4 separate regions of the Homo sapiens genome follow, and regions 2, 3 and 4 are each linked to region 1. Evidence: chromatin contacts called from ENCODE Hi-C or POLR2A ChIA-PET data. All regions are on one chromosome and are shown on one strand. Each heading gives the region's core, a stretch centred on a gene start or an enhancer-like site at or near the end of the contact. The rest is flanking DNA. Distances are from core to core; before and after follow the strand shown. Region 1 has its middle 65 kb from the start of LINC03011. Region 2 overlaps RABGEF1 (RAB guanine nucleotide exchange factor 1). Region 3 overlaps RABGEF1 (RAB guanine nucleotide exchange factor 1). Region 4 holds the start of RABGEF1 (RAB guanine nucleotide exchange factor 1).

Region 1 (6,728 bases), core at 2,210-4,709:
GAATTTGAAACCATGTCTATCTGACTGTAAAGCCCACAGTCTTTTTTTTTTTTTTTTTTTTGGAGATGGAGTTTCACTCTTTGTTGTTCAGGCTGGAGTGCAGTGGCCTGATCTCTGCTCACTGCAACTTCTGCCTCCTAGGTTCAAGCGATTCTCCTGCCTCAGCCTTTCAAGTAGCTGAGATTACAGGCGCCTACCACCACGCCCAGTTAATTTTTGTATTTTTAGTACAGACAGTGTTTCACCATGTTGGCCAGGCTGGTCTTGAACTCTTGACCTCAGGTGATCTGCCCGCCTTGGCCTCCCAAAGTGCTGGGATTACAGGTGTAAGCCACTACGCCTGGCCAAGCCCACATTTCTAATCACAACGTAAGCTGCCTCTGAGCTCCACGGAGAAGGAAGAAGTTGTCTGATAAAAGAATCTTTTTATTGCTTCTGTGCCTCTGTTACATTTTAGAATGTTTTCGACAATCTCAATTTGCATACCGCTTTTTAGAAATGTGGCTACTACAAAAAGCATCTTTGTACTGGATGCGAGAATACAAAAATTAGCCCACGTAGGGGTGCGTGGCTGTAGTCCCAACTACTCGAAAAGCTGAGGCAGAAAAATGGCTTGAGCCCGAGAGGTTGAGACTGCTGTGGGCTGGGCTGGCCCCGCCGTGGGGCCGCACGGGGACGGACGCGGGTGGACGCTGGGACCGAGCCCGGGCGCCCATGGCTGGGGCTGCCATGGCTGAGCGGGGCCACGTGCCTCCCCCTCGCGCCCGCGCCCGCGCCCAGCACGGAGGGGCTGCCGTGCGCCTTCCTGCAGAGCCTGCGCACCCTGTTGGACATCCTGGACGACCCGCGGGGCGGCTGCGTGCACCTGCGCCAGAGCCAGTCCCGCTGGCGGGGGGCCGACACGCGGGAGCTGCCCCGTGGGATGCTGGAGGGCCTGCGCCAGGTGGCCTCGGCCAGTGGCTGCCTGACCTTCGAGCGCTTTGTGGCCGACCTGCCCACCTAGCTGCTGAGCGCCATCGGCTGCCCCCGGGACCCCACGTGCGCCCCGGCCCAGCCTGGGGACCAGCCGCTGCAGCGCCTGGCGTTTACGCTGGCCAACGAGCCACAGACAGTCCTGGAGAAGCCCCCGCCCAGGTTCAGGCGGCGCGGCGCGGCCCGCAGCCCGGAGCAGCTGTACACCCCCCGCCGAGGCGGCGTCCTGCCCGCGGAGCCAGAGCGGACCCAGAGCGCAAGCGCGGACGCAGGTTCATTGGCCTGCAGGGCCCTGGAGGTGGACTCGGGATGTCCGACTGGCCCCCCGTGCCCGAAGGGAAGTCGGAGGCTCACCATCACCAGCGGCGTGGACTGCGGCCTGCTGAAGCAGATGAAGGAGCTGGAGCAGGAGAAGGTGGTGCTGCTGCAGGGTTTGGAGATGATGGCGGGGTCGCGACTGGTACCAGCAGCGGCTGCAACCAGTGCAGGACCGCCAGTGCCGCCTGGGCCAGAGCAGAGCCAGCGCCGACTTTGGGCCTGCGGGGAGCCCCCACCCACTGGGGCGGCTACTGCCTAAGGTACAGGAGGTGGCCCGGTGCGTGGGGGAGTTGCTGGCTGCGGCCGGTGCCAGCCGGGCCCTACCTACGTCCTCCTCCGGGCCCCTCTGCCCTGCCCTGACGTTCACCTCCTTCCCGGGGTGGCAGCAGCAGACTATCCTTATGCTGAAGGAGCAGAACCGACGCCTCACCCAGGAGGTGACCGAGAAGAGTGGGCGCGTCATGCAGCTGGAGCAGAAGTCGGCGCTCATAATGAAGCAGCTGTTTGAGGCCCAGGCCCTCAGCCAGCAGGACGGGGAGGCCTCTGGACTCCACCTTCATCTAGCCCGTTTGGGCTGGGCGGAACCCCAGGGCAGTTCTGTCACTCAGCCCTTCGAGGGCGGACGCCCTGTCTCACCCAACGTCTCTGGCTGGAGACCCCCTGCAGCCCAGGCAGTCCCGGAGTGGGCGCCTTCCTGCCCCACTTGCCATCCAGGCTTCCCAGGTCCGCCCCCAGCTGGTCCCCGCACCGAGCCCTTGACTCGGTTTTGGCTCCTGGTGCTGACATGGGCTGGGGCTCTCTTGAGTCTGCATGGTCCGCAATTGCTACTGCCGCTGTCAGGAACAGTGGGGGACTCCCTGTTTCCAGCGGTGCTGCTCTGGGTCCCATCTCCAGGGAAAGGCAATGCTCACGCCGGGCTGCACTTCCGACAATGGCCAGTAGAGGGGGGCCGGGCAGCTCTGATGCGGCGCTGAGGCTGCGCCCGAGACCAGGGGTGCAAGGACAGCTTCCTCCCCTCAACCAGGGCACCAGGACAGGTGGCTGTCACTAGGACAGGGGCAGATGGAGGGGGTGGGGATGGCCTCTAAGCAGGGGGTGCCCGCCTGGCAGGGGAGCCCCAGGAATGGTGGTCGGACTTCGGGTCCCGGCCAAGGCAGAGAGAATGGCTGCAGCAGATTGCGGGGTGGGGGGGGCCAGGCAGGTGAGAGCTTAGCCTGCATATGCCTCCCGCAGACCCCGGTGTGATGGCCTTCCTCACCCTGGCCAGGACGCTGTCCCCTGTTGAGTCCCACAGAACAACCTGTGAGCCTGGCTCCCCAGGAGGGGGTTCAGCCCAGGCCCCCAGGCACATCGTAGGCAGAGCCTGCCCCCCCACCCCAACTCAGGATTCCCAAGGTCTGGGGTCCTGCTCACTCCCCACCCCCGTTTCCTCCCACACTCAGCCTGACCCCAGGTTTCAGCGGGGAGAGGCCACTTCCCTCAGCCAAGGAAAACGAGAACCCCCAGAGTACAAGAGGAGGCTGGGGCAGGTCCCCTTGAGTGTCACTCCCTGCACCCCCTGCCTAGGCCCACTCCCGCTGGTGCTGGGGTTTGCACTGGTGGAGGGGGCCCCTGCTCAGCCCATCCTGGAGGGTCCCAGTGCCACCAGAGCTAGGGGCATGGCAACATCAAGGATGGTCCAGGGCCCCCCGATGCAGGATCAGTGTGTGGGGTGCAGGGCCCCCCAATGCGGGGTCAGTGTGTGGGGGGCGCAGGGACCCCTCGTGCCCAGGGCACTTTGGGGCACTGTCCCACAAGGCAACCCTGTCTCAGAGGAGGGGTCCTGGCAGACAGCACGGCAACTCCTTTCCAGAACCCAGCTCCACGCTAACCTGCCCACAGCAACCCCTCAGAGCCACATCCCCTGCTGCATCTGGCCTGCAGGGGTGTCCCAGGACACGCCCAAACCAGCCCAGCGTGCAACTGCCCTCCTACCCTGAGGATGGGAGTGAGCTTTCCAGGGGACATAAGGACGCCAGGCCTGGATCTTCTGGGCAGGAAAGGGAGTGGGTCCTGAAGGACTGTGCCCCACAGCCCTAGCACCACAGCCCCAGCACCAGGTGGACTGCAGCGCAGTGGGTTGGCCAGCGGCAGCCCGGGAGAAGCCGCCACCCCCGTCAGCAGGCTGGAGACAGCCCATTAGGGCCTCAATCACGTCTACCTTTGAGGGTGCCTGCCATGCCCTGGGAGATCCTGGCATCTTTACAGGACTGGAAGCAGGAGACAGAAGAGTGTCTGCCCCGGGCTGGCAGACGGTTTGAATGGTGAGTAAGACAGGGTTTTATTGAGTGAAAAGGAAGAAAAGGGGGAAAGAAGGACTCTCACAAGGCCAGAGTCTCTGCTACAGTGCTTCCTGCCAGCAGCTAGAATCCCAGGTTCTACACAGAAAGAAGAGGGGCCAGGCTCCTCCCTGCTACAAAAGACTGCGCCACTTCCCGAAGCTCCACCCCAGTGCACAGGCCGGTTGGAGTTTTTCCGGGGGGCTCCACCCCAGTGTACAGGCCGGTTGGGGTTTTTCCCAGGACCCCTTCCCACCTAGCAGTCTCACCATGACCAGCTCATTCTTTTTGCTATATCTACATATTCTTAAATAGATTTAATGCATGTTTTGATAATTTACATGTTTTGTGGACATTTCTATTTATCTAACCCACTGAATCCTTTTTGGTAGCTTTGTAACATTCCATTATATTAACTGACTTATTTGACTCTCTACCACTGTGCATTTGGGTTGCTTCCCCTCTTTTCACTGTTGTGCACTGCAGCTATAAATAATTTTGTAAGGACTATCTTCTTTTGGGTTACTTCTCTGCGATACATTTCCAAAAGTGGTATTAACCGCTTAATAAGAATAAATAGGTCGGGCGCGGTGGCTCGCAACTGTAATCCCAGCACTTTGGGAGGCTGAGGCGGGTGGATCATGAGGTCAGGAGATCGAGACCATCCTGGCTAACACAGTGAAACCCCGTCTCTACTAAAAACACAAAAAATTAGCCAGGCGTGGTGGCGGGCGCCTGTAGTCCCAGCTACTCCGGAGGCTGAGGCAGGAGAATGGTGTGAACCTGGGAGGTGGAGCTTGCGGTGTGCCGAGATCGCACCACTGCATTCCAGCCTGGGTGACAGAGCGAGACTCTATCTCAAAAAACAAAAAAAAACAAAAAACAAAAAAGAATCAATGTTATAGCACTAAGTGTCTATTGCTAGCCACACTCCTCAGAAACTCGGTGCACACTGTCATTAACCACGTGTACGCGCTTATTTCCCTATGGCCCTTACAACATTGGGCTTGATAATTTTCATTTCGTTTTACTGATTTTATAGGTGTAATATATGTATTTATTCCTCACTTTCTGCCAAAGAATATTTAAAGTCTATTTAAAAGATAAATGCAATTCAGCATAACAGACTAGAAAATAAAAAGAATAACAACTGTAATACCAATGCTCTGGGAGGATGAGGGAGAATATCGATTGAGCCTAGGAACTCGAGACCAGCCTGGGCAACATAGTGAGACCCCATCTCTAGTAAATATAGATAGATAGGCATTAAACAATTTTTTAAAAATTATAAACAATAGGCCAGGCACGGTGGCTCACCCTGTAATCCCAGCACTTTGGGAGGCTGAGGCAGGCAGATCACCTGAGGTCAGGAGTTCGTAGACCAGCCTGGCCAACATGGTGAAACTCTGTCTCTACTAAAAATACAAAAATTAGCCAGGCATGGTGGCACGTACCTGTAATCCCAGCTATTGGGAGGCTGAGGCAGGAGAATCACTTGAACCCAATAGGTGGAGGTTGCAGTGAGCCGAGATCGCGCCATTGCACTCCAGCCTGGGGGACAAGAGAGAGACTTTGTCTCAAAAAATAATAATAATTTAATAAGTAAACAAAAACAAACAAACAAAAGAAACATGGAGAAACCCCACAGGCAGAGCCACAGATGACAAGACAGAAATGTTTTCCTGGAAGATGTCTAAATTAGTCAAGAGTCAGCCCATACATCTATCTGTCTCTAACTAAACTTTTTAGCAATCATCACTAAGATGAAAACAGTTACATAACTCAGGGTTCAAAAGATGAAAGCAAACCAATCCTTCAGGTGAAATTCTGACACCAAAATCAAAAATTTCTCCCAAGGGTTCTCATAAGGATGTCACGATAGAAGAGCATGAATAAGGCTGAGAACAAACCCCCAGGACTGGTTGTCACAGACCCCATCTACCACAGGCCAATGACATCACACGCCAAGGGCCAATACATCCTGTGGAAGCCTGCAGCAGCCTAACTGTCTGGCTTAACTCTAAAAGGATGGCAGGACACTCGGGGTCAGGGGCAGTCACCTCATTCCCTCAGTGAAAATGGCTAAGCACTCATGGCACTTTTTGATTACCTTGACTGCAGCCCTTGTTACTATCAACTAGTTACCCATATACGTGCCATTTATTTGAACTAAAATTGATCCCTCATCTATAAAGGCCTAGGTATGCTGGGTGGGGTGGCTCATGCCTATAATCCCAGCACTTTGGGAGGCCAAGGCAGGTGGATCACAAGGTCAGGAGACTGAGACCATCTGGGCTAATACAGTGAAACCCCGTCTCTACAACAAAATACAAAAAATTAGCCGGGCGTGGTGGCACCACCTGTAGTCCAAGCTACTTGGGAGGGTGAGGCAGGAGAATCACTTGAACCCGGGAGGCAGAGGTTGCAGTGAGCCGAGATTGCACCAGCCTGGGCAACAGAGTGAGACTCTATCTCAAAAAAAAAAAAAAAAAAAAGCCTAGGTACTACCTTTAATAAAGTTTAGATATTTCACTATATTAAGCCCTTATTTATATTCATGACTTCCCACTGTTGCCTTCTACTTTATCTGAGTTTTATTTTTTATCGCACAGACTTTTAAAAAGTTAATACAATTAAGCCTTTTACCCGGTCATTAAAAACAATTCTTTTGGCCGGGTGCAGTGGCTCACGCCTGTAACCCCAGCACTTTGGGAGGCTGAGGCAGATGGATCACCTGAGGTCAGGAGTTTCAGACCAGCCTGGCCAATAGGGTGAAACCCCATCTCTAATAAAAGTACAAAAATTAGCTGGGCGTGGTGGTGTGCACCTGTAGTCCTGGCTACTTGGGAGGCTGAGGCAGGAGAATTGCTTGAATCCGGGAGGCAGAGGTTACAGTGAGCCGAGATGGTGCCACTGCACTCCAGCCTGGACAACAGAGTGAGACTTCATCTCAAACAAAACAAAACAGAAACAAAAACCAACTTTTCAATTTTCTTTAAAAAAAAAAAATAATAAGACAAGGTCTCACTGTGTTGCCCAGGCTGGTGTCAAACTCCTGGGCTCAAGTGATCCTTCTGCCCTGACTTCCCAAAGTGCTGGAATTACAGGTGTCAGCCACTG
Region 2 (6,728 bases), core at 1,199-3,698, 230 kb after region 1:
GACACATGTTTAGACTGCAATTAAATAAAAGTAAATAAAACTTCTGGAAAAACTCTTTTGCTGCTCAAACTATTTAAATCCTGCCCTTGCTAAGTGTTAATAAATCCCTCAGATACATTTTTTCCCTATTCTGAAAGTGTAGCTTGTCCTGCTTTTAAAGGGGGCAGGCTCTACTTCCTCAAAGTACCTACCCTTTAATTTGTTGGGTATTGCAGTAGTGCTTTTTAATAAACTTGGGGCTGGGCGAGGTTGCTCACACCTGTAATCCCAGCACTTTGGGAGGCTGAGGTGGGTGGATCACGAGGTCAGGATTTCGAGACCAGCCTGGCCAATATGGTGAAACCCTGTCTCTACTAAAAATACAAAAATTAGCTGGGCATGGTGGCGCTCGCCTGTAGTCCCAGCTACTCGGGAGGCTGAGGGAGAAGAATCACTTGAACCCAAAAGGTGGGGTTGCAGTGAGCTGAGATCATGCCACTGCACTCCAGCCTGGGCAACAGAGCAAGACTCCATCTCAAAAAAAAACAAAAAACAAAACAAAACAAAACACCCCTCATTTTTTGGGTTTCTCAATTCAGTTATTTTTATTTTTTTAATTTGTATTAGTCCCTTAATACTCCATTCATGGCAATCAATTCAGTTTCTAAAAGACTTCTTAATAGTCATTCTGATAAGCTCTTCTTTCTAAGGAAGCAGTTAAGCACAACATAACACCTTTTGCTTGTTTCATTGTTATTTTTCTAGCCAGTCCTATAAAAATCTGATACTGAGCTGGGCACAGTGGCTCACGCTTGTAATCCTAGCACTTTGGGAAGCCAATGCGGGTGGATCACCTGGCCAACATAGTGAAATCCCGTCTCTACTAAAAATACAAAAAATTAGCTGGGCGTGGTGGCGGGTGCCTGTAATCCCAGCTACTAGGGAGGCTGAGGCAGGAGAATCACTTGAACCTGGGAGGCCAAGGTTGCAGTTAGCCAAGGTCGCGCCATTGTACTCCAGCCTGGGCAACAAGAGCAAAAAAACTCTGTCTCAAAAAAAAATAATAATAATAATCTGATACTGATTATATTATATGGACTTAAAGCTTTGTACCTGAATGAGGACAAAAAAATACACAGTTTAAGACATGGTTATATCTTCAGTCCCATGTTCTTTCCCAGAACAAGTAGAAAGATAAGTGTCCTCCTATACCTTAAAATGACTCTATTGTTGTAAACTATATATTTAATCAAGGAGTAGTTTGCCCTGCCACGTAATTTACTGTCAGAAGAACAGAAGTATGTACCCAAAACAAAGAACCTTTAACTAGCAAATAGGCTTTAATTATTGTGAGAACTTCAGCAGGGGTAGCAACCCAGGACCTAATTTTAAAACTGGAAGCACTGAGGATGAGAAGTGAGGCAGTGGAAATAGCTCTGAGCTCTCAGCATCTATAAGTCATAAGGAAAAAAAGTAGATAAAAGATGTATTTGAGGCCGGGTGCGGTGGCTTACGCCTGTAATCCCAGCACTTTGGGAGGCTGAGATGGGCGGATCACAAGGTCAGGAGATCGAGACCATCCTGGCTAACACGGTGAAACCCCGTCTCTACTAAAAAATACAAAAAATTAGCCAGGTGTGGTGGCGAGCACCTGTAGTCCCAGCTGCTTGGGAGGTTGAGGCAGGAGAATGGCGTGAACCCGGGAGGCGGAGCTTGCAGTGAGCCTAGATCACGCCACTGCACTCCAGCCTCAGCATCGGAGCGAGACTCTATCTCAAAAAAAAAAAAAAAAAAAAAAAAAAGATGTATTTGATAATTATGTTGAGTGAGTAAAAATAATTAAAAATGTTTCATAGAAGCACATAGTGATAGGCGAGGGGAAACTTAAATCATCATCCTGGGGCAGCCGTGGTGGCTCCATGCGTGAGGCTGGTGCCATGCAGTCTCCTGGTGTTGGCATTGTCTCCCAGCCTTCTCAGTTCTGCACACAGCTACAAAACAAAAGAACAGTTGCCAGCACTTGGAAGAGGATGTGGATCCAAACCAAATGGAGGACAGATACTCCCTCTACGGACAAGATACTCATGGAAGAAGTCAAGTTAGAAGAGCAGCTGAAGGAGGCTGTAGAAGAAGATAAGCAAGCATTGGCAGATACTGAGGACTTGCAGCAGATCAGCCAAAAATTGGTGGAGGAGGCAAATATGTATAGCATTCAGGGCTTCTGCAAGGACTCGTTAGAGGTTGCAGATGTTTTGGAGAAGGCAACACAGTGTGTTCCAGAAGAAGAAATTAAAGACAATAACCCTCACCTGAAGAACCTCTGTGAAACTCTCAACAATGAGTGGAGTCCAGATTCAGGAAGTGTTCAGCAAGCACTGCCAAGCTGAACCCTGTCAGAGCCAAGTTCCACCCTTATGCGCATGAGGTCTTTTTTTCGTCTTTCTTCACATGCGACAGGCAATGTGCCAGTGTTGTAACAAGGTTTGAGGGAGGCATATCTCACACATGAAAACCCAGCGTGAAAACCCAGTCATCACACTTATGAACTACAGGAAGATCTAGCATGAGGTCTTGTTCCACATGCTGGTTTAGGGGAAAGAGCTGAGCCCAGTGGTTCTAGTTACAAAAGTGAGGTTCAAGCATGGGCAGCCCCTTAGCGCCGCCCTTGTTGATGAGGTGAAGGAAGCTTAGCTGCCTCTTACAAGATTTTCTTTTCTTTAAATCACTTGCCGTAGTTCATGAAAAGCTGGTTGATGTTTTTTCATCTAAATACTTTTGACTTTCCCTAAGGCTGTTGGAAAGCAGAAGTAACCAGTAGGTAAACAGAAAAGTAAGCTGATCTCACAGTTGCATTAATGAACTCCTATTCAGGAATGTGTTCTCTGATTTTTAGTACCGCATGTTTAATAATTCCACTTACTTAGTAAAAAAGGCCAATAGGACACTACAGGTCTTCTAGAGTTCATGAATCACGCTGTATCTGCTCAGACTCTAGTGACATCAAAGTATTTTAAATGAACAAAATGTCTTTGGGAATTCTGCTTTTTGGCAATCTGGACCCTTCTGTCTGCACTGTGTGTCTCTTGTGCAACTTGTAACATGGGAGTTACTGGATTTCTTAGCCCACTACACATTTCATTCAATAAAGGGAAAGCAAGGGTTGAAACATTTCTTACGCTAAAAATAATTTCATGATGACCTTTATGAAGAACATATGCGTTCCTTAGACACTGTCTAGCTGCTAAAAATGACGGATTTCTGGCTTTTTTGTTTGTTTTTGGAGATGCAAAATGAGCATATGTATCTTAACGGTTCCCATCACCTTTATTTTGCCAGTAATTGAATTTGACACAGTTAGTTTTGCCCTGTTTTCTTCATCTAAATGTGGAAATGTTTAAGTCTGTATTCTACTAGTTACTAATGACCTCAAGATATACTCCCTGGTGAGATGGACTTTCTCAGAATATGAGGACTGCATGCTTGGCACACTTTAAATGTGTGTTTCATTTTTAAAGAGGATTAAAGCCCTCATATGGTTCTTTTCCTTTAAAAAATTATTGAAGGCAGCACAAATTGGTAATACAAAAAAATATGGACATGAAAGCTAATACCTAAATAGATTAAGCAGTTAACAGCAGTACAGACAAAACTTAATGAACCCATAAAATAGAATGTGGCAATTCACATTGAAATGATGGAAGTTCTGGATGAAATACACAGAAAACATAGGCAAGGAAAATAGTCAAAGGTTTTCAAAACTGGAAGTGGAAACAAAGATCTCAGCCAGACTGTTAAGAAAGTGTATAGAGTGCCTCTCAGCATAATGTTCAAAGATAGACATCCACTTGTCAATGTCTTAATCACAGAGTAAAAATTTATTTTAGAAAAATAAAACGACAACTTTACTCAGATGTTATAGAAAAGATGCCAGGTGCGGTGGCTCACGCCTGTAATCCCAGCTCTTTAGGAGGCCGAGGAGGATGGATCACGAGGTCAGGAGGTCAAGACCAGCCTGGCCAAGATGGTGAAACCCTGTCTCTACTAGAAATAAAAAAATTAGCTGGGCGTGGTGGCACATGCCTGTAGTCCCAGCTACTCGGGAGGCTGAGGCAGGAGAATTGCTTGAACCTGGGAGGCGTAGGTTGCAGTGAACTGAGATCACGCCACTGCACTGCAGCCTGGCGACAGAGCGAGACTCCATCTCAAAAAAAAAAAAAAAAGATTATAGAAAAGATGATCCCGTACAATGATTAGAGAGTACTTGAGGTAAAGGATTTACTCACTGCTCTACTATCTTTTTTTCTTGGAAAATTATGACAAACCTTTTGGAGTTTTGTAGAGCCTAAAAGAACTTACCAACACAAACCTGCCCTCACTTTGCCCCTTTGGCAAACACTGTGAGGGGCCTGAGAGTTACCTTATTTGCAGGCTAACAAATTAACCTGCCATGGTTTCACAGATACTGGCCAAAGACACGAGTCTCCTGGGTCAGAGACAAAGGCCAGTTTCTTACAGCAGTAGCAGTAGCCAGAGCATTTGCATTTGTGCTTATCCCCGAGTATCTGTTCCTATAGGATAATGCAGAGAAGACCAGGGAAAGCCTGTGCATGCAGTGAGTTGTATTAGAGGAGAGGAACCTTGGATTTAGGGATCCTTATTAGACAGTAAGCAGTCTACCCTTTTCTCTTGAAGGAGGCACTATCTCTGTCTCCTAAAGCTGTTTTCTATAAAGAAATCCTTGAAAAGATGTTGCAAAACAAAGGCAGTCATTGCCTTTGCTCACAGATAGGTAGAAAGAGATCTATGGAGAATTGTCTTCAGCATCTTATAAAGGGAGGAATGGTAATAAATGGCCACATTTATTCATTCAACCCATACTGAGCACTAACCCTGTGCCTGGCCTTGTTCTAGGCATGAGGATATGGTGGTGAACAGTGCCCTTGTGGAGCTAACATTTTAGTTGGGGAAATGGACAATAAGCAGATCTGTAACATAGTGTTAAGTCCTACAAGAATGGAAAGCAGGATGAGAGACAGTGGCAGGGGTGAGTTCTTTTACATTATGAAAGCAATACTGTACTGGAGCATAAACTGCAGTAGAAATAGAAAAGGAGTTTTCGGCATTGTATTGTAAAATTACAGGGGTTGTGCTGGGCTGGGGGAGGAGAATATGATCCCTTGACACCAGTAAGACAGGCCTCTCGGGTCTCTAAAAGGAGCTCAGAGAGTTTCTAGTTGGAAGCGAGCACTACAGGTTGAGTATCCCTTATCCGAGAGCCTTGGGACCAGAAGTGTTTCAGATTTTGGGGTTTTCCCAGATTTTGGAATATTTACACATATATAAGATAACTTGGGACTGGGACCCAAGTCCAAACACAGAATTCATTTGTTGAATATATGCCTTACATACATAGCCTGAAGGTAATTTTATACCACATTTTAAGCAGTTTTGTGCATGTAACAGTTTTGGCTGCTTTTTGACTCTAGCCCATCATCACATGAGGCCAGGTGTGGAATTTCCCACTTGTGGTGTCATGTCGACACTGACAAATTTGGGATTTTTGAGCATTTCAGATTTTTTATTTTTGGGTTAGGAATGCTCAAATCTGTAGTAATAATCACAAGAATGAATATAGTTTCTTCTAAGTTAAGTGCTAAAATTTGGTGCAAATGAAAGGTGTAAAACCATGTGTAAACTACCTAAAAAGATTGAATGGATAAGCTTTTGCATAAAATACTTGAAGTAGAAGGATAGATTTGAGCACTGCAGTGTGTGCATGTATATGGGTAACTAGTTGACAGTAACAAGGGCTGCAGTCAAGGTGATCACAAAGTGCCATGAGTGCTTGGCCATTTTTACTGAGGGAATGAGGTGACTGCTCCTGACCCCAAGTGTCCTGCCATCCTTTTAGAGTTAAGCCAGATGGTCAGACTGCTGTGGGCTTCCACAGGATGTATCGGCCCTTGGCGTGTGAGGTCAGTGGCCTGTGTAGATGAAGTCTGTGACAGCCCGTCCTGGGGGTTTGTTCTCGGCCTTATTCATGTTCTTCTACTGTGACATCCTTATGAGAACCGTTGGGAGAAATTTTTGATTTTGGTGTCAGAATTTCACCCGAATAATTTGTTTGCTTTCATCTTTTGAACCCTGAATTACATAACTGTTTTCATCCTAGTGATGGTTGCTAAAAAATTTAGTTAGAGACAGATGTATGGGCTGACTCTTGACTAATTTAGACATCTTCCAGGAAAACATTTCTGTCTTGTCATCTGTGGCTCTGCTTTAGGTCTCTCTCCATGTTTAATTTTTTTTTTTTTTTTTTTTTTTTTACTTATTATTGTTAAAAAAATTTTTTAATTTCTTTCTTTCTCTTTCTTTCCTTTCTCTCCTTTCTCTCCCCTTTCTTTCTTTCCTCTTCTCTTTTCTTTTCTTTCTTGAGATGGGGTCTCACTATGTTGCCCAGGCTGGCCTCAAACTCCTAGGCTCAATCGATCCTCTAGCCTCAACCTCCCAGAGCACTGGGATTACAGTTATTTGTTATTCTTTTTATTTTCTAGTCTCTTGTGCTGAACTGCATTTATCTTTTAAATAGCCTTTAAATATTCTTTGGCAGAAAGTGAGAAACAAATACATATATTACACCTATAAAATCAGTAAAACCAAATAAAAATTATCAAGCCCAATGTTGTAAGGGCCATAGGGAAGTAAGTGCATACACGTGGTTAATGACAGTGTGCACTGAGTTTCTGAGG
Region 3 (6,728 bases), core at 2,313-4,812, 210 kb after region 1:
AGCCCCGACTTAGTCCCATTTCCAAAACTCGAAGCAAAAGACTCTAACACAGTTGGAGGCAATCAGCTGTGATCCTGAATTGGGGGACCATTCACCTTATACAAATATAGCTGCTGCCAGCTTATCTTTGTGGATTGAGAGGACAGTTTCCTGATAACATGGGAGGTTATGTGCTAGGCAGACTTCCCAAACTATGTTCATTTTAGTAACATTGAGTAGTACTATCATACTTATAGTACAAAATTTAAAAAAACTTAATTGATCTATACTTAAAAATAGGTATCTTCCTTTTGCCCATTTCTCTTGGAAGGGAAGAAAAGGGACATCAGGATGATAATGGCAAGATTAGCTCAGACTTTCAAAATAATTTGAAACCCAGGACTTGGCATACTAAGTATAGGCTTACTTGAGCTCAGGAGTTCAAGACCACCTGGGTAACGTGGCGAAACACCGCCTCTACAAAAAAATAACAACAATTAGCCAGGCATGGTGGCTGAGTGGTGGAGTATTGCTTGAGCTCGGGAAGTCAAGGCTGCAGTGAGCTGTGATCACGCCACTGCACTCTAGCCTGAATGACAGACCCTGTCTTCCAAAAAAAAAAAAAAAGGAAGCTTAGTGCTTAGTGATGTCTCTGCCACTTACTACCTTTTTGATGGAATAAGTCATGATTTCTTAATGTTAGTATCTTTATCTCTTACTATAGGATGTAGTAGATGGTCTTTAAAAACATTCTAGGACTCTATTCTTTTCTTTTTTTCTACTTGTTATTTTCTTGCTTTCTACCTCAGCCTTATCTACTATTTATAAATGGCTGGTGTCTTAGATCTAAATCCTGACCTTGGAGGGCTTTAACCTTGTAGAGGAAGTAAACAGTAAACTTGAGAGTTTTTTCTAATTAGATTTCCCTCTCTCTGTCAAGTCTCATTAAATAACTATTAAAGATCTGATCTCTAAGGTAGATTACCACCCGTCGTCTTTCCATTCCCACTGTTACCTCTTATTTATTTATTTATTTATTTATTTATTTTCGAGACAGGGTTTCACTCTGTTGCGCAGGCTGGAGTGCAGTGGTGCGATCTCGGCTTACTGCAGCCTCTGCCTCCCAGGTCCAAGCGATTCTTGTGCCTCAGCCTCCTGAGTACCTGGGATTACAGGCAAGCGCCACCATGCCTGGCTACCCACTGTGTTACCTCAAGTCCTCTAATTGTAGTTGTCTCTTGGTCAGTATCTGTGTCTTCTGTTCTGTACTTCTCCCTAATCCAACCTGGAAATTGCCTGTCAAGTTTCTTTTTTTTTTTTTTTTTTTTGAGATGGCGTCTCCCTCTGTTGCCCAGGCTGGAGTGCAATGGCATGATCTTGGCTCACTGCAACCTCCATCTCCCCGGTTCATGCGATTCTTGTGTCTCAGCCTCCCAAGTAGCTGGGATTACAGACGTCTGCCACCATGCTCAGCTAATTTTTGTATGTTTAATAGAGACGAGGTTTTGCCATGTTGGCCAGGCTGGTCTCAAACTCCTGCCCTCAGGTGATCCACCCGCCTCAGCCTCCCAAAGTGCTGGGATTATAGGTGTGAGCCACTGTGCCCAGCCGAGGTTTTTTTTTTGTTTAAATCATAGAGTAAAATTGATCTGGGAGGAGTATAATGGTCTGCGAATTTTTAAATTTTATTAGATTTATGTAAACACCTCCACAATCAGAATACAGAACAGTTTCATCACCCCAAAAAACTTTCTCGTGCTAATCCTTTATAGTCACATTCTTTCCTACCCCTAGTTCCTAAATGGAATCATATAGTATGTAAACTTTTAAGATGGCTGCTATGGTCTGAATCTTTGTCTGTCCCCCAAATTCATATGTTGAAATTCTAAACCACAAGGTGTTGCTACTAGGAGGTGGAGCCTTTGGGAGGTGATTAGTTCATGAAAGTGGAGACCTCATGACTGGGGCTTGTAAGTGCCCTTATAAGAGACTGCAGAGAGCCTAGCCTGTCTCCCCCTCCCACCATGTGAGGACACAGGGAGAAGGTATCTTCATTGAACCACCAGACACCAACATCTGTTGACTTCCTGATCTTGAACTTGCCAGCTTCCTGCACTGTGAGAAATAAATTTCTGTTTTTTATAACCTACCCAGTTTATGGTATTTTGTTACTGCAGCCAGAAGGAACTAAGATGCTGGCTTCTATCAGCATAAAGCCTTTGAGATTCATCAAAGTTGTTGGGTGTACTGATACCTGTTGTTGTTGTTTTCCTGAGTAGCATTCTGTTGTATGGGTGCACCATAGTTTGTTTATTCATTCACCCATTGAAGGATATTTTAGTTGTCATTTTTTGTCATCACAAATATTGCTACTATAACCGTTTGCGTATAGAATTTTGTAAATAGCAATTTTTATTTCTCTAGAGGAAATACCCAGGAGAGGGATTGCAAGCAAACGTTTCAAACCTTTGATGTGAAGGGAGACATTATATTTACTGTACTGGACAGTTAACAAATTGTCTTCTGCTGTGGAAGGAGCTGTCGTCTTTCTCTTGTAAGGATGTTCAATATACAAACATCCTTGACTGCACAGTATGTAGCAAAGGCCTCTCATGGAAATGTGGGACACCAGTGTATATATCTTCTTTGTTAAAGTGTCTGTTGAGGTTTTTTGCTCATTTTTAAATTGGGTGGTTTGTTTTCTGACATCTGAGTTTTGAGAGTTCTTTATACATTCTGGGTATGTAAGTTCTTTGCCAAATATGTGATTTGCTGCAAGTAGTTTCTCCCATTCTGTAGCTTGTCTTTTTGTTTTCTAAACAGTTATTCCCAGAGCAAAATGTTTTGTTTTGTTGCCAGATTTGGGATGCAGGTTCTGTGGGCTGTGGCTTTAATGTCAGTTCATTGTTCAGAGTTTTGTAGTGCTGTTTCCATCTGTTTCATATATGTGCTGATCTGAGACCTGCATAGTGGTCTCTCCATTAGTTCCAATTTGGAAGCCTTTGGTACGGAATAGCGTCAGATCCATGCATATGCAGCCTAGGGGTAAGCCTAGAAATTGCTTTCTTGAGTTCTCCTCAGCAATTTTTCCCACACTTTTTGTTCTCAAAGGGCTCATATTTTCTTTCTTTTGTCCAGAAAACTGTGGATTTAGTTACTCCACTCTGCCATGTCTTTCCACCACTGCCTGCACATTTGAGACCAAGGATAGAGATTGGGAAAAATTGATAGTTCTCCTGCCTCAGAGTTTGGCTCCTGCACTCTCATTTCAGCCATAGCTGCAGACAAAGCACACGATTGCTGGGCACTGTGGCTCAAGAGAAGGAGGAGATGGTAAGTGGGGGGATCCCCATATTCTCTCTGGCTGTTAGGAGTTCCCTTTCACATGGCTGGAGCCCAAACTAGAGGAGCTTTCTCTGTGCTGTGGGGCCCATTTCCAGGTTGGCTGGTGGTATTGGTTGGAAGAAAGTGGTAATCTCTTAGACAGCTGGGTGATACTTCCAATTCTGGTCTTCCCCACTTCTCCATTTTGCTTTTCAGAATCCTCAAAAATAGTGCACAGTGCATACTGTCCAGATTTGATAGCTGGATGAAATCTGTGAGGCCTCTCTCCCCAGCAACTGCAGTCGCTGTGCTCAGTTTTTCTTCCTTGTTTTCATTTATGCCTGACTTCCTTCTAGCTGTCACCCGTGTGTCTGCACACCTTAATGTTCAGCCAAAGATTGTTGTTTCAGACAAAGATTGAGATTGCGCTCAAACATCTCAATCTTTAGTTAGGCTTCCACTCTGATCAGCAGAGCATGTGCATACACAGAGGAGACACAGGAGAACCTTGTAAAAATAAGAGTGAGGTTAGAGGGGAGGGCTTGAAATTTGAGTTCATTCCTTGGCCTGGACGTAGATGCATTGCAGAAAGTGGAAGTTTTGTCCATCTTTACAGTTGCTTTTGCAGGAGAGGATTTATTTTCCTTCTCACTTAGTCATGCTAGAAGACAGAACTCTACATCTCAAGTTTTATGTCTTAAGATAGAGATCTTATCATGCTTTCCCCTTTTCAGGAGCTTTCAGTGGTGACTTTCAATCCAGACTCTGTAGCTTAGAGTTTTAAAAAGCCATCATGATTTGACTTCCCACCTAAGTTGTTTAGTTTACCTTCTGTCTGTGCTACATCATTCATATTTTACACTTGCCTTCTTGCTTCTGAGCTTTTTGTGAAAGGCATCCTTCCTGTCCAGAATGCCCTCCCTCTTTCTGTCATCCTTCCAAGACCCTTTCAACACAAGGCTCTTTAAGGTCTATCGCCAGCATCCCCAAGTGGTCTCTCTATACTCCGTAAGTGAGAATTCCTATGTCTGTTGCTCCCTAACAGTTTCCTAACACTTTCTCTTTTTCTGCGTTTTTCAGTCTGCCTGTACTTTTGGTTATGAGCTTCATGAGGGTAAGGACATGTTCTATGAGTTGCATCACCAGTGCCATCTAGCTCAATTCTCTGCACACAGTTGGCACTTAGTAAATGTTTGAGTTAAATTAATAAGATCCCCAAGATATAGGGCTTAATTTTATCTGCACATGTGAGTCTTCTTGAATGAATGGTGTGGAGTGCTGCTTTTTTTCTGTGCTTGTTTGGCAGTTTGTTTATATGGAGAAGAATGAAGACCATGTGGTTTCAGTTTGAACGGAAATTGTTGCATAGCGATTTACCATACAGCTGTGAGACTGAACAAATGAGTTTAAATATTATACAGTAGAAAAGAAAACTGACTTTGGAACTTAAGGTATTATTTCAATTTTTTTCTCTTCTCTTCTCTCTAGACAAGGCCTCGCTCTGTCACCCAGGCTGGAGTGCAGTGGTGTGATCATACCTCACTGCAGCCTCCAACTCCTGGGCTCAGGCAATCCTTCTGTCTCAGCCTCCCGATTAGCTGGGACTACAGGCATACACCATCACTCCCAGCTAGTTGTTGTGTTTTTTGTAGAGATGGGATCTTGCTGTGTTGCCCAGGCTGGTCCTGAACTCCTAGCCTCAAGTGATCCTCCCACCTTGGCCTCCCAAAGTGCTGGGATTACAGGCATGAGCCATTATGCCCAGCCTGGGTTTGTTTTTTTTTACAGTAGCCATCCTAATGGGTGTAAAGTGATATCTCATTGTGATTTTGATTTGCATTTCCCTGATGATTAGTGATGTTGAGCATTTTTCACATTTGTTGGCTGTTGGTATGTCTTTGGAGAATTGTTTATTGAAGTCCTTTTCCCATTTGTTAATCGGATTATTTGGGTTTGTTGTTGTTGTTGTTGTTGTTGTTATTGAGTTGTAGGAGTTCCTTCGTATTTTAGATATTAACCCCTTATTAGATATATGGTTTGCAGATAAGTTCTCCCATTCTGTGTGTTGTTCCTTTTTACCCTGTCAGTTGGTTCCTGTGTTTTGCAGATATTTAATTTTTAAAAATTTTTTATTTCTTTTGAGACAGAGTCTTGCTCTGTCACCCAGCCTGGAGTGCAGTGGCGTGATCTTGGCTCACTGCAGGCTCTGCCTCCCAGGTTCACGTGATTCTCCTGCCTCAGCCTCCTGAATAGCTGGGACTACAGGCGCCCGCCACCACGCCTGGCTAATTTTTTTGTATTTTTAGTAGAGACAGGGTTTCACCGTGTTAGCCAGGATACTCTCAATCTCCTGATTTTGTTATCCGCCCTCCTCAGCCTCCCAAAGGGCTGGGATTACAGGTGTGAGCCACCACACCGGCCTGTGCAGACATTTTAAAGTTTGATATAATGTATTTGTCTGATTTTGCTTTTGTTGCCTGTGCTTTTGGTGTCATATCCTAGAAGTCATTGCAAAATCCAGTGTCGGGAAGCTTTTCCCCTAAGTTTTTTTTCTAGGAGTTTTCTAGTTTGCAGCCTTTACATTTAGGTCTTTAATCTAATGTGAGTCCTTTCTTAATTTTTTATTTTTTATTTTTTATTTTGGGCAGGGAATAAGTCTTTCTTTAATATGGCTGTGTCAGGAATTTACTATATTTAACATTCTTTTTTCTTCCTTCCTCCTCTTTCTCCCTCCCTCCTTCATTCCCTCCATCCCTCTCTTAACAGCTTGAAGATAATGGAATCACTCACTTTTTGTTCATAATTGGTAAGATTTTATTTAGTAGAATGATAATTCATTTTCAACAGCACTTTCTTGTTTGTTCAGTGGTTAGCAGGAAGAAGATGAGCCTTAAGTCTGAACGCCGAGGAATTCATGTGGATCAATCGGATCTCCTGTGCAAGAAAGGATGTGGTTACTACGGCAACCCTGCCTGGCAGGGTTTCTGCTCCAAGTGCTGGAGGGAAGAGTACCACAAAGCCAGGCAGAAGCAGATTCAGGAGGACTGGGAGCTGGCGGAGCGGTAAAAGGACTTAACTAGGGGCGGTTGAACAGTGACGTGACTGGATACATAGTTCTGTCACCGTCTAAATACATTTTTTCACTTCTGCTTTGAGCTATCAGCAAGTCAGTTTAATATTAAGGAAAAGGATGTTTTCCTCTCTTCTTCTCAGTCAGCTTTTAATGAACAGCTTTCAGTAGTTTCTTCATTTTGTGTTTGTCTTCTGATTATTTTCTTTGGGTTGTGTTAGTTTTAGTTCTCAAATGTAGACAATAAGCTCCTTGGAGTGGAAGAATGGAGATAGGCATATTTCCTGGTGAAGATTAAATGAGCTAATAAATTTGACGTACCCACTGCAGGGCTTGGAAATGGCACTCATCAAGC
Region 4 (6,728 bases), core at 1,189-3,688, 180 kb after region 1:
AGGCGTGAGCCACCATGCCCGGCCAGTCCTCTCTAGCTTAACCTTCACAAAGAAACTTTGAAATGATATTCAGTTTTTGTTACTGCTTTCCTCAGGCCTTTTCTGTCTTTAGCACCAACCTCTTCTGCTCAGCCCATTGAACACTCATTCTGGGCCCAGGGGTCTAGGCTCATGCCTGTAATCCCAGCACTTTTGGAGGCCGGGGTGGGCAGATTGCTTGAGTCCAGGAGTTCGAGACCAGCCAGGGCGACATGGCAAAACCTTGTCTCTACAAAAAAACCCCAAAAACTAGCTGGGTGTGCTGGCACACACCTATCATCCCAGCTACTAGGGAGGTGGAGGCAGAAGGATCACTTGAGCCAGGGAGTTGGAGGCTGGAGTGCGCCGAGATTGCACCACTGTGCTCCAGCCTGGGCAACAGAGTGAGACTCTAACTCAAAAAAAAAAAAAAAAAAGAAACACTCATTCTGTTTCACAGAATGGTTTATAGAATGGTGTGTTGCCTGATTCTGTAATCACAAAAGTCAGTTAAGAGCTTTAAAGTAAATGTTATTCTGTCTTTTGGTAATAGCAATTACCACCATCCAAGGTACTACTGTAAATAATTATTGTTTATTCCCTCCTCCACCTCCTCAGCACAGGTACTTTGTGTTTTTTTGTTTTGTTTTGTTTTTTGAGGAGGAGTTTCACTCGTTGCCCAAGCTGGAGTGCAATGGCGCAATCTCAGCTCACTGCAACCTCCGCTTCCCGGGCTCAAGTGATTCTCCTGCCTCAGCCTCCCAAGTTGCTGGGATTGCAGGCATGTGCCACCATGCCTGGCTAATTTTGTATTTTTAGTAGAGACAGGGTTTCTCCATGTTGGTCAGGCTGGTCTTGAACTCCCGACCTCAGGTGATCTGCCCGCCTCGGCTTCCCAAAGTGCTAGGATTACAGGCGTGAGCCACTGCGCCTGGCCTTACTTTTGTTTTATACTCTGTTGTACCCTCAGCGTAGCACACATTAGGCACTTAGGAAGAATCTGAGAAACGAATCAGTTAATCCCTACTTTACCAATAATGAATAAAGACTGAGAAACTCGGGCCGGGCGCAGTAGCTCACACCTATAATCCTAGCACTTTGGGAAGCCAAGGTGGGCGGATCACTTGAGGTCAGGATTCAAAACCAGCCTGGCCAACATGGTGAAACCCTGTCTCGACTAAAAATACAAAAAAAAAAATATGAGCTGGGCGTGGTGGCGGGTGCCTGTAATTCCAGCTACTTGGGTGGCTGAGGTGGGAGAATCGCTTGAACCTAGGAGGCGGAGGTTGCAGTAAGCCGAGATCGCACGACTGAACTCCAGTGTGGGCGACAGAGTGAGAGTCTCAAAAAAAAAAAAAAAAAAAAAAAAAATAGACTGAAAAATTACGCAACCTGTCCAAGAACACTACAGCGACAATTAGCAAAGCTGGGATTTTAACCCAGGTCTATCTCACAGCCACAGCATAGTATTTTCTTTTTTTTCTTGCTGTGACTGCACGTTACGCCATACATGGCATTCAGGACGCAGAGGAATTAGTATTTACTGTTTTTAACATTCCTTACATGGGAATCACGTAAAGAATCAGGTAAACAGGATTCAATTTGTGACTCAACCATTAATACTTTGTGACACTGGCTAATTTATTTCACTTCTGGATGTCGGTTATGTTTTTTTTGAGACAGGATCTCGCTCTGCTGTCACCCGGCCTGGAGTTCAGTGGAGGGATCTCTGCACCGTCAACTTCCTGGGCTATCAAGCGATCCTCCCACCTCAGCCTCCCTGGTAGTTGGGACCACAGGTGCCCGCCATCATGTCCGGCTGATTTGTAAAATTTCTTTTGTAGAGATGGTGACCTTGCTCTGTGGCCCAGGCTGGTCTCGAACTCCTGGACTCAAGCGATCCTCCTGCCTGGGCCTCCTAAAGATTCAGCTGCTTTTGGATCAACCGATCGCCTTAAGACCTTTTAACTCGAACACCTGTCACATCCTAGGATCCGCGAAGGACTGAAACAGAGTTTCTGAAGCGTCCCTCGGCGCAGTAGCTCCGCTCCACCTCCCATTCGCGCTACCACCGCGGCCGCAGCCCCAGGAGTCGCCGCGGAGCCAGCGTCGCCCTCCAGCTGTTGCGCGTCGGAAGCCGGAAGCAGGGACTGAGCGACAGACTAGGAAACGCCGGTTTCTCCGGGGCTCCCCAGCGCCCCACCTTTACCCCGGAGGCCGCCCTCTTCCATTTGCTCTTGGGCGTCAGGGCGGTACCCCACTCCGCTCGACCCTTTGGATCCACTCGCACTTCCTCCCGTCCAGAGTCAAAGGCCCCGGAAGTGACGTTTACGCGCCGCGCGTAACGTGCGTTCGCTGGCGGTGCCGGGGGCGGGGCGAGCAGGAGGGTGGGTGTGAGGCGGGAGCTGGCCGCGGAGCCCAGACCTACCCGGGCGAAGCGGGCGAGCGGTGGTTTGGACGCCGGCGGAGACGCGGGCGAGGTACGGAGCGGACGGACTGGGGCTGAGAGCTGCTCGGCTCTCAGCTACAGGAGCGGGGCGGCGGGGCGTCTCGGGCTGGGGGTGGCAGGGCGGTCGGTCCGTGCCATCCGCGCGGCTGGGGCAGTTGCGCGTCGGTGCCTCCCGCTGTCCTTCGTCCCACATTCCGTCTCCGTCAGCGCCGCCTTCCCCGTTCCAGGCCGCCCTCGGCTCCCTTAATCCTCAGAGTGCGGCCTCTCCGTCCCAGACGCTAGTTGCCGGGATCTCCAGCGCCAGCCGAGCCCCGACGGCCTGACGCGGAGCATTTCCTGGCCGCCTCCCTCTCCGGCGGCTCCCCTCGCCCCGGCTCCCACCTTCCGTCCAGGCCGCTGGCTCCGAAGCAGCGTCTGTGGTCGCACGGGGCCCCTCCCACAACCTCCCCGGAAAGCGCTGGTATGGGACGCTCGGACCCAGACCACAGCCCCCGGCCGCGGCAGGGGCGCGGGGACTTGATCCCACGTCACCCTAGGGGGCAGAAGTGTCCCGGAGTTGGGAGGGGATTTGAAGCCTGTGGTCCTGACTTCCACCCCGTGGCTGAGGGCGAGGCTGCGGGGCCGGGGTTAGGAGCAGAAGTCCCTGCTTCCGAACCGTCTGGGAGGAGAGCCGAGGGATGCCCATCACGGCAGTTTAGGGAGAGAGAGGGAGGGACTCTGCCGCTTTGGAGGCTAGGTCATAGGCAGCTGGCGGTGTCTCAGCGCGGGTGACCAATCCTTGCGGTTGGGAAATGTGTCGTGGGCGCCCGTGGGCTCGTTTTGCCTTTGAGATTAGGTAGGAAATTTTCCCAGGACGAGTTTACCGGAGCACCTTGGGAGTTGGTTTTTGGCCTGGAGAGCTGCTTTCCCCCCTCTAAACCTAGAACTGCTTTGTTTTTATTTATTATTTTTTTCGACATGGGATCTCACAGTGTTGCCCAGGCAGGTGTGAAACTCCTGGCCTTAAGTGATCCTCCCGCCTCGGCCTCCCAGAGTGTTGGGATTATAGGCGTGAGCCATTGCGCGGCTTTAACTGCTGTTAAAGAGTGTGTTCCGGCCGGGTGCGGTGGCTCACGTCTGTAATCCCAGCATTTGGAAGGCCAAGGCAGGCGGATCATGACGTCAGGAGCTTGAGACCATCCTCCCTAACACGGTGAAACCCCGTCTCTACTACAAATAAAAAAAAAAAAGAAAAAGAAAATTTGCCGGGCATCGTGGCGGGCACCTGTAGTCCCAGCTACTCTGGAGGCTGAGGCAGGAGAATGGCATGAACCCGGGAGGCGGAGGTTGCAGTGAGCCGAAATCGTGCCACTGCACTCCAGCCTGGGCGACAGAGCTAGACTCTATCTCAAAAAAAAAACTAAGAGTCTGTTCCTTAAAATTGTTGTACCAAGAAACTTGCCAGAGATGCAAGAAAATGTGATTATATTGTTAATATTTAATGATAAATAACATTTTGCTTTTAAGAGTCACTGATTCATATCCGCAGGATTAAGAAATGTTCAGGATTTGAATTTTTAATGACCTTCCAAGCAGTCATGTTTCTGCTCTCTAGAAGTTAGCCAGTTGAGGAGAAGGGACAGTCAAGATACTTTCAAAACAGTGTGGTAAGGAATGTGAGCTAAGATGGAGCACCGAGGAAGGAGCCGGGCATTTAGGCCATGCTGTTGGGTGTGGAGCCTGGAAGGGATCAGGGAATACTTTCTGCATGTGTCTTGAAGAATGACTAACATTCAGACTAACAGGGTGGAGTGAGGGAGAGGGGGGAATCAAAGGAGAGGAGGCCAGTAACTACAAGGAGGTGCCTATTAATTTATTTATTGAGAGAGAGGGTCTCACTTTGTCACCCAGGCTGGAGTACAGTGACACGATCACGAGTCACTGAAGTCTCAACTGCCTGTGCTGAAGTGATCCTCCCACCTCAGCCTCCCGAGTAGCTAAGACTGCAGATGCGTGCCACCACACCCAGCTGATTTTTAAATATTTTGTAAAGATGTTGTCTTGCTGTGTTGCCCTGGCTGATCTCAAACTCCTGCACTCAAGCAATCTTCCTGCCTCAAGCGTCCCAAGTGCTGAAATTACAGGCATCAGCTACCGAGCCTGGAGGGTCGTTACTAAAGTGAAAAAGTGCAGGACAGAGATGTAGGAGCTCAGGCTTCCTCTGATGGTGACAGAACCAGGGGAAGTTTTTTAGCTGGGTCCTTGTGTGGTTAAAATGGGTCTCTCTGGCCAGGCGCGGTGGCTCACGCCTGTAATCCCAGCACTTTGGGAGGCCGAGGCGGGCGGATCACGAGGTCAGGAGTTTGAGACCAGCCTGAGCAACATGGTGAAACCCCATCTCTACTAAAAACACTAAAATTAGCTTGGTGTGATGGCGCCTGCCGTAATGCTAGCTACTCAGGAGGCTGAGGTAGGAGAATTGCTTGAACCTAGCAATTCTAGGAGGTTGTGGTGAGCCAAGATTGTACCAATGCACTCCAGCCTGGGCGACAGAGCGAGACCTCGTCTCAAAAAAAAGAAAAAAATTTAAAAAAAAAAAAAAGGCTCTCTCTCTCTCCCTGTCTCCCAGGCTGGAATGCAGTGGCAGGAACACAGCTCACTGTAGCCTCCACCACCCATGCTTAAGCTATCCTCTTGTCTCAGCCTCCCAAGTAACTGGGACCACAGGCCTGCCACCTACTAATTTAGCTTGCCTGGCTAAATTTTTTTTTCTTTTTTTGATACGGAATCTGGCTCTGTCGCCCAGGCTGGAGTGCAGTGGCGCGATCTCGGCTCACTGCAAGCTCCCCCTCCTGGGTTCACGCCATTCTCCTGCCTCAGCCTCCTGAATAGCTGGGACTACAGATGCCCGCCACCATGCCTGGCTAATTTTTTCTATTTTTAGTAGAGATGTGGTTTCACTGTGTCAGCCAGGATGGTCTCAATCTCCTGACCTCGTGATCCGCCCTCCTCGGCATTCCAAAGTGCTGGGATTACAGGTGTGAGCCACCACACTTGGGCTAAATTTTTTTGTAGAGATGGAATCCTTGTATGTTTCCCAGGGTGCTCTCCAACCCCTGGCCTCAAGTGATTCTCTAGCCTCGGCCTCCCAAAGTGTTGGGATTACAAACATGAGCCACTGCACCCGGCCCTAAAATGGAATTTTATGTAACTCTTACACACAGGCTGCTATGTAGCTGATAAGGATAAATGTTTTCAGTGTAGTGCTTGATTATTTGCTTTTTTCTTTTCTTTTCTTTTCTTTTTTTTTTTTTTAAGACGGAGTCTTGATCTGTGACTGGGCTGGAGTGCAGTGGCATGATCTTGGCCACTGCAACCTCTGCCTCCTGGATTCAAGCGATTTGTGTGCCTCAGCCTTCTGAGTAGCTGGGACTGACCATAGATAGGCGCGCGCCACCACGCCCAGCTAATTACTGCTATCTTGTATTTTAATTTTTTCTGCTTATTAGATGTTTGAAATGGTGGCTCACGCCTGTAATCCTCGCACTTTGGGAGGCCAAAGTGGGAGGATTGCTTGAGGTCAGGGGTTGGAGACCAGCCTGGGCAAAATAGCAAGACTGCATCTCTACAAAAAAAAAAAAAAGATAGCCGGGCGCAGTGGCTCACGCCTGTAATCCCAGTACTTTGGGAGGCTGAGGCAGGCGGATCACGAGGTCAGGAGATCAAGACCATCCTGGCTAACACGGTGAAACCCTGTCTCTACTAAAAATACAAAAAATTAGCTGGGCATGGTGGCAGGCGCCTGTAGTCCCAGCTACTCGGGAGGCTGAGGCAGGAGAATGGCGTGAACCTGGGAGGTGGAACTTGCAGTGAGCCGAGATGGCGCCACTGCACTCCAGCCTGGGCGACAGAGCCAGACTCCGTCTCAAAAAAAAAAAAAAAAAAAAGATGCTTGACGTGAATGTATACTCATTTCCTAGTTGTTTCTTTCTATAAGGATGTCTGACCTGGCTAATTTGTAAACAGGAATTCTGCATTCATTTCTCTCTTTGCTTTCTCAACCCCAATTGAGCACACAAGTGTTTAATGAGTACTTAACTGATTTGATAAGAATAACTCATTGATTTCTTTGATTTTTTGTTGCTGGTTTTCAGTGAAAAAAATGTTATCAGCCGCACACGGTGGCTCACGCCTGTAATCCCAGCACTTTGGGAAGCTGAGGCGGGTGGATCATGAGGTCACGAGATCCAGACCATCCTGGCTAACATGGTAAAACCCCATC

Evidence for each region. A loop is a pair of places that touch in the nucleus more often than their neighbours do. ChIA-PET counts read pairs that join two places held with the same protein, here RNA polymerase II (POLR2A). Pooled maps may share reads with other maps.
Region 2: a map of heart left ventricle shows a loop between it and region 1 (7-fold over the local background). The contact joins two enhancer-like sites. A Hi-C loop is called at or near these places in 17 of 168 maps with a recorded cell type or tissue (CD14-positive monocyte, CD4-positive, alpha-beta T cell, CD4-positive, alpha-beta memory T cell and 8 more), 10 of 37 single-sample maps with no recorded cell type and 17 of 50 pooled maps. POLR2A ChIA-PET finds 5 or more read pairs at or near these places in 3 of 52 experiments (B cell, GM12878 and HCT116).
Region 3: a map of CD4-positive, alpha-beta T cell shows a loop between it and region 1 (2.7-fold over the local background). The contact joins two enhancer-like sites. A Hi-C loop is called at or near these places in 5 of 168 maps with a recorded cell type or tissue (B cell, CD4-positive, alpha-beta T cell, GM12878 and 2 more), 2 of 37 single-sample maps with no recorded cell type and 10 of 50 pooled maps. POLR2A ChIA-PET finds 5 or more read pairs at or near these places in 4 of 52 experiments (B cell, HCT116, Panc1 and 1 more).
Region 4: a map of naive thymus-derived CD4-positive, alpha-beta T cell shows a loop between it and region 1 (10-fold over the local background). The contact joins the promoter of RABGEF1 here to the enhancer-like site in region 1. A Hi-C loop is called at or near these places in 12 of 168 maps with a recorded cell type or tissue (B cell, CD8-positive, alpha-beta T cell, Caco-2 and 6 more), 6 of 37 single-sample maps with no recorded cell type and 24 of 50 pooled maps. POLR2A ChIA-PET finds 5 or more read pairs at or near these places in 10 of 52 experiments (Caco-2, H1, K562 and 7 more).

The regions. Positions count from the first base shown.
Region 1 is chr7:66,555,517-66,562,244 of GRCh38, forward strand. It overlaps the pseudogene RABGEF1P1 and the pseudogene SAPCD2P3. Among named protein-coding and RNA genes, the nearest start is that of LINC03011, 65 kb to the left of the region's middle. RefSeq lists enhancers at 2,000-2,815, 2,816-3,631 and silencers at 2,211-2,320, 3,658-3,890. Within about 2 kb of position 3,460, at least 2 of the 41 ENCODE cell types and tissues checked have a DNase peak (open chromatin) inside an H3K27ac peak, as active enhancers do.
Region 2 is chr7:66,787,928-66,794,655 of GRCh38, forward strand. The region is part of intron 4 of RABGEF1 (RAB guanine nucleotide exchange factor 1); the gene reads left to right. It also overlaps the pseudogene GRPEL1P2 and the pseudogene LOC124901840. Among named protein-coding and RNA genes, the nearest start is that of RABGEF1, 51 kb to the left of the region's middle. Within about 2 kb of position 2,449, at least 3 of the 41 ENCODE cell types and tissues checked have a DNase peak (open chromatin) inside an H3K27ac peak, as active enhancers do.
Region 3 is chr7:66,765,714-66,772,441 of GRCh38, forward strand. It overlaps RABGEF1 (RAB guanine nucleotide exchange factor 1), which reads left to right. Exons shown (of 9, transcript NM_014504.3): 2 at 6,170-6,365. The coding sequence starts at 6,187. Among named protein-coding and RNA genes, the nearest start is that of RABGEF1, 28 kb to the left of the region's middle. Within about 2 kb of position 3,563, at least 2 of the 41 ENCODE cell types and tissues checked have a DNase peak (open chromatin) inside an H3K27ac peak, as active enhancers do.
Region 4 is chr7:66,738,295-66,745,022 of GRCh38, forward strand. RABGEF1 (RAB guanine nucleotide exchange factor 1) reads left to right here and starts at 2,439. Exons shown (of 9, transcript NM_014504.3): 1 at 2,439-2,498. RefSeq lists enhancers at 2,053-2,102, 2,116-2,782 and silencers at 2,233-2,502, 2,523-2,662.